Regions from separate parts of the Homo sapiens genome. Here region 1 is linked to region 2. A link is an interaction called in ENCODE POLR2A ChIA-PET data of the cell type or tissue named here. Cell type or tissue: Caco-2. All regions are shown on one strand. Links, peaks and the distances in the headings refer to the core of each region. The heading gives the core; the rest is flanking DNA. Region 1 has its middle 13 kb from the start of LINC02185. Region 2 has its middle 75 kb from the start of ERCC4.

What was found. Peaks named below come from ENCODE experiments on the same cell type or tissue, not always from the same donor. Only the 100,000 strongest peaks of a DNase experiment are listed, where the experiment ranks them.
Region 1: POLR2A ChIA-PET joins it to region 2 with 7 read pairs; 2 of 35 experiments call an interaction of 5 or more read pairs at or near these places.

What each region holds. Positions count from the first base shown.
Region 1 is chr16:14,001,837-14,004,750 of GRCh38, reverse strand. It overlaps a transcript of MRTFB not described here. Among named protein-coding and RNA genes, the nearest start is that of LINC02185, 13 kb to the left of the region's middle. In Caco-2, for the core only: no CTCF peak of the experiment used is centred there; a DNase peak (open chromatin) is centred at 1,296.
Region 2 is chr16:13,843,311-13,846,224 of GRCh38, reverse strand. No RefSeq gene overlaps it. Among named protein-coding and RNA genes, the nearest start is that of ERCC4, 75 kb to the left of the region's middle. In Caco-2, for the core only: no CTCF peak of the experiment used is centred there; no DNase peak of the experiment used is centred there.

The sequences.
Region 1 (2,914 bases), core at 236-2,735, 160 kb before region 2:
CTTCCTCTTCCAAATGTCAGTTGCAGCACAGAGCTCAGCACTCGGCCATTCCTTCACTCCCTCTGGGACTTGGCTGGTTTGTTTTGGGAAGGTTGCAGTCCCTGTGTCTGGCTCAGGTCTCAATGTCATCCAAAGTCTTTGTGGCCAATGGGAAAGGGAGCAGGGAGACAGAGCCCCATGGGGCCCCGTGGGCTGTGTCCTGGCCATCCTGGCCAGTGGGGGAGAGCCTGATCATGGTGCCCCTGAATGTCCCCAAAGGAGGTCAGAGCACAGGCCTTCTTTACGCCACTTCCACCCGACCCACAGTAACCCCACCGTGACTCCCTGCGGTTGCAACTTAGCTGAAAAGCGATACATCATTCTAGCTTCACCCGTGGACCTCTGGGATCCCTTGAGGCCCCATCTGTTCAGTGCCTGACCCTGATTAACCTGTGGTCCTTCTGGCCTAGGGCCTGGCATCATGGAACAGGATGGGCGGCTTTGGGAACCAAGGGAAAAGTGACAGTCCATTCCCTCCACCCCGGTTACTTGTCTGCGGTCCAGCTAGCCATTCTCCCATCCACTGGATGAAGGTCCTACAGAAATCAAGGTCCGGGGCTGCCACCAAGCCTTCTGGCTTCTCCAAGGAGCTCCTGGGGCTCATGGCTTGCTGTCCACAGTCCCTGCCTGCCTCCCACCAGTCCTCCATTCTGCTGCCAAAACCACCCAACGAACCCTCAAATGCAACTGTCTCACAAACCCGCATTATGGACCCTGCTTGGCTCTCCTCCACAGACTGGAGGCCCACAGATGGGTTTTTGCTTGTCCTGCATTGAGATTTTTAAAAATCTGGAAGTTGCCCAGGTTCCCTTGAAACACCAGTTGGCTGGAGCTAGTGCAAGGCCTCCTTAGGCAGGTACTTAGGGAACAGTCCTCACCATTCCCTATCGTCTCACATCCAGCCTCATTCCCTCATGAAATGCAGTGTTTGGTGCCTGCATACTTTTGAGTTTCCCCCCTCTAGTCTCCAGGCAAAGGCTATTGTAGCATGGCAGGGAGGGAAGGAAGAAGGAAAGAAGTGTAGAGGAAGGAAGGAAGGAAGGGAGGGAGGGAGGGAGGGAGGGAGGGAGGCAGGCAGGCAGGCAGGCCGGCCGGCCCCAGCTCTGCTGGTGAATGCAGAGGGGCTCAAGCAGTGGTCTTCCCTGCCAGGACCTACGTGCATGCTCTGCAGAGCAGGCTGGGAGACGCCTCTGTCGGGAACTGCCATTGCACTGCTGTGGCTCTGGGAGCAGCAAACTGCCTGGGGGCTGTTCTCTGATTTCCAAACCACGGCAGGGAAGAGCACTGTGAGCGTGCGGGGGTGGAGGGTGGAGAGAGACAAGAAAGCAGGAGCAGAGGGAAGTGGAAGGGGCAGAGGCGTGCTGCTTAGCAACCGCGGAAGAAAATTTAGAGAAGTGACAGGACCATTTCTCCCTGTGCCTGAAAGGGAGGATTAAAAAGAAAGAAACAAAAAACTCGTCACACGCCTACACTTGCTCATCTTGTTGTGGCGGCTCTCGGAGTGTTGGCTGGAATTCACAGGGCTCCTCTGCAAGGGAGGGCCATTGTGGAGGATGCCTGGCCAGCCACGTGTGATGTGGGAAAAGCTACAAAAAACTACGTCCTCAATAGCTCAAGGGGGACCATCTTTGTGGCCCCTCAAGGGGAGGGAGTGAAGCCTTGCAAGAAAGATGTAAGGACACAACCTCACCTGTCTCATCTTTTCTCTCTCTCACTTCTTCCTCCTAAGTCTACCAACATCTAGAGAGAAAGGTGTCGGAGTCCTGTTCTCCATCTTTCTCCCAGAACCTCACGAACAGCCCCAACCCCATTCCTTCCTCCCCACCGAGAATTCTCTGTTGCTTTTCTTTCTTAATTTGATTTTCTCTGGCTCAGAATCGAGATCAAAAGAGGAAATTCTTTCCAGCCTTTTAGGAATAATTCCCAGAATCTCCCCCTGGAAATGCATACGTAATTACCATAATTATTTTTAAAGAAATCTTTCGTGTTCTCTTACCCGCTTCTTTTCCATCTCTCCTGCAGGCTTGGGGAGGAGGGGAGAGAGAGGAAGCTTCAAGAGTGTCTTTGTGGTTGCTGGTTGACCAGTATAAACGGTATTTACACATTTAGAGTGGCAGACTCACCAGTACGTGAGAGAATTGTCGATGATGCAGGCAACTTACATGAAATGTACCCCTCCAGCATTCAACGCAGCAGAATCACCTAGTAGAAGTTATTCTCTTTCTAATTTGTTTTCAGTTGTTTTAATTTCATCGAGTCTCAAGTTGGTGCTAGCCTAGGTCATTAACACCTCCCGGACACTTGCTAACCTTGCCTTTTTTTTTTTTCCCGGACGGAGTCTTGCTCTGTCACCCAGGCTGGAGTGCAGTGGCATCATCTCGGCTCACTGCAACCTCCGCCTCCTGGATTCAAGCGATTCTCCTGCCTCAGCCTCCCAAGTAGCTGGGATTACAGGCACCCCCAACTTTGGCCAATTAATTTTGGTATTTTTAGTAGAGACAGGGTTTCACCATGTTGGCCAGGCTGGTCTTGAACTCCTGACCTCAGGTGATCCACCCATCTCAGCCTCCCAAAGTACTGGGATTACAGGTATGAGCCACCATGCCTGGCCTAATCTTGCCTTTTAGCAACCATGACAGCACCAGTCTTCAGGCTTACAGCGAGCGAGAGCAACCAGCTATCTTTTAATCATAGTATTGCTTTTGGTTGTATTTATTTTCTACAGACCATGAGAGGGGCTTTTTGTTATGGCTGGTTCTTTTTAGAGGAAAGACAAATAATGAATCAGTAATAATTGAGTTGGAACAAGGATACAGTGCCTCATGGCAGAGGCCTGAAAAAGAGCCCAGATTTCCAGCTCCTATTCAGCGAAGTG
Region 2 (2,914 bases), core at 167-2,666:
AGTTATAGCACTTCAGGAAGTAGTTTTGTTCTGGCTGTAGACTAGAGGATGCTGTCAGCCCCTAGAACCTTCCTACAGTTCTCAGAGGCCACCCTTCTCCTACCATTTAGAATGGGGGCAGTTCTTTTTTTCCATGTGGATTTTCCCCAACATGATCTCTCACATCATCAAGCCTGCAAAAGAGAGCAAATCTCCTTGCAAGATGAGCATTATAATCTCCCGTAACAAAATCATTCACATGTAATCATGCACATGAGGTCACGTACATCCCATCGCTTTGCTGTAAGGATTCTTTCTACAACTGGCTTCCACAAGATGGAAGGAAGGGCTATGGAAATTAGAGTTTCAGGATTAGGGCTGGACTCACTGCCTTTCTCTTATTATACACGCATCTTGTGGATGACTGTAGAATTTAATTTCCTGCTTTCATGAACCAACACATTTCTTTAATTGAGTCAGTTCTCTCTCACCTGTCATTGAAAAAGTCCTTACAATACATTCCATGCTGCAGTGTCTGCATCTATAAATGGGGATAATAAGAGAACCTACCTCATAGGGTTATTGTAATGAGCACAGAGCTCCTAGCACTGAACTGCTGTTATTATCATTACTGTTTGCAAAGACCTGGGAGCTAAGACTGTATTAGGGAGTTTATGTGCAGAGACTCTTTAATATTATCTAAGGTTGACCAGGAGGCCTTGAAGAATGGAAGCCAAAGTTTGGTTGCAAAACATGCTTCCTGACCTGGAGTTGAGAAATATTAAAATAAGTGATCGAATGCACTGTTCAACACATGCTTCCCCAGAAATCTTTGTTGACTATGCTGGTTCATCACCTGTCCAGGCTAGAATAGATTTTCATGGAGGCCAGAGGGAGTGTTGGTGACTTCTCTGAGTGGGAGGCTGGTTGGCTTCTCCCCCAGGTCTTCTCCCGTCTTTTCCTGACAGTGCTTTCTTCTAAGAGAAAATCTATCACATGACAGGATCTTTTTTGGCACCTGCAGACCCACTCCGGGAGCCATCTCAGAGGGAACAAAAATGTTTTCATGGTTTGTATGTAACACGTCTAGGCCTAAGTTCCCAGAAAAGACTGAACCGTGTATTAATACATTGCATTTCTACCAGGTAATTAGAGCATGTTTTCTCTACACAGCCAGTTTGGAGAATTTTCCTCTTATGACAGCAGAAACTCTATTCTTCATATCTTACAGGTTTTTAAGATGCTTTTTTTTTTACATTCTGAGTTGCTTATTTTACTACATGAATTCATTCTGAGTCCTTGAATGTGCAAAACTATAGCTGCTGCATCTTTCCCAGGTGAGATGGGAAACCAGCAGTGCATGGAGATGCAACTGAATACCCTGTTCCTCCCTGGACTTTGTACAGAAAATAAGAGGATGGGAAGGTCATACCCAATGGTCCTTGCCAATTCTTATCTTGTATTGCTGATACACCAATTACTCCTTTACCTTAAAAAAAAGTCCATATATCTTAAGATTCATTTATTTTCTCTATAAAGAGTGTTTCTACAAGCAGGGGGAGCTGACAAATTCTTATTGTATTTTCCCAAAATGCAACCACATAACACAGAAATATGGTGCGTTTAGTTTGAAATCAGTCCTGAGAATACGTAACTTACCTGCAAGGTTGTAAAGTCTTTGAAGACTGTGCCTTATTTATATCCCAAACTTGCGGTCTGATTTATAGTAAGTCAAGGGTCTCCAACCTCTGGGCCATGGACCAATACCAGCCACTCCCCATCACTCGCATTACTGCCTGAGCTCTGCCTCCAGTCAGATCAGTGACAGCATTAGATTCTCATTGGAGTGTGAACACTATTGTGAATGACACATGCAAGGAATCTGGGCTGCGCCTTCCTTAAGAGAATCTAATGCCTGATGATCTATCACTGTCTCCCATCACCCCAGATGGGACCATCTAGTTGCAGGAAAACAAGCTCAGGGCTCCTCAGGGCTTCTACACTATGGTGAGCTGTATAATTATTTCATTATATATTACAATGTAATAATAATAGAAATAAAGTGCATAATAAATGTAATGTGCTTGAATCATCCCAAAACCATCCCCACACACCATTCGTGGAAAAATTGTCTTCCATGAAACCAGTTCCTGGTGCCAAAAAGGTTTGGGACTGATGTCATAAGTGATCAGCAAATGATTCGTGAAAGATTGTAGGACGCTTAGATGCTCGTAATGAAAGAAAATTAATATTTCATTTGGGTTACCTAATGTTAGCCTCTGTTGTGGGTTGACTAATGACCCCCCAAATATATGCCCTCTCAGAACCTCAAAATGTGACTATTTGGAAATAGGATTTGGGTTGGGATTAGGGTTAGGGTTGGGGCTGTTATTGTAGCCCTGGGAATCAAATGTAGCCTCCAAGTAGAGTTTTTTTCTCAAGATGATAATGGTCTGAAGCACAGCATGTTACAGGTGAAAGTGAATTAAAAGAATAGCACTAGAACTTGTTTTCCAAATGAAATCTTATGTGGGACCCCAATCTGTAACACAGGTAAGAATGGATGTTCTTGGAGTGAGTGGGCTGGAGGTAATCTCAGTCGTGCTCTCTTGGCCTCACTAGGATTTCCTGCTGTGGTCTCCAAGCCCACTCTGAAGAATCCAAGTTCTCCTTAGAAAGAGAGATTCAAGATGTCATGTCTAGCCTACTCCTCACTGAACCAATGAAGATGCCGAGGCTAGGAACAGGAGGTCACCTGGCTAGATCCCCATATATGTGGGTCTTAAGTTTGGGTTCCTCCGTCTTACAGAGTTGGACCCAGGACATAGGATGAGGGTGATGACCTCAAGTATCTATCACAGCCAGACAGGTGAAGTAAATGACTGATGCAGGCAGGGACGGGGCCCGGTGAAGGAGAGAACCTGCCCCCATCACT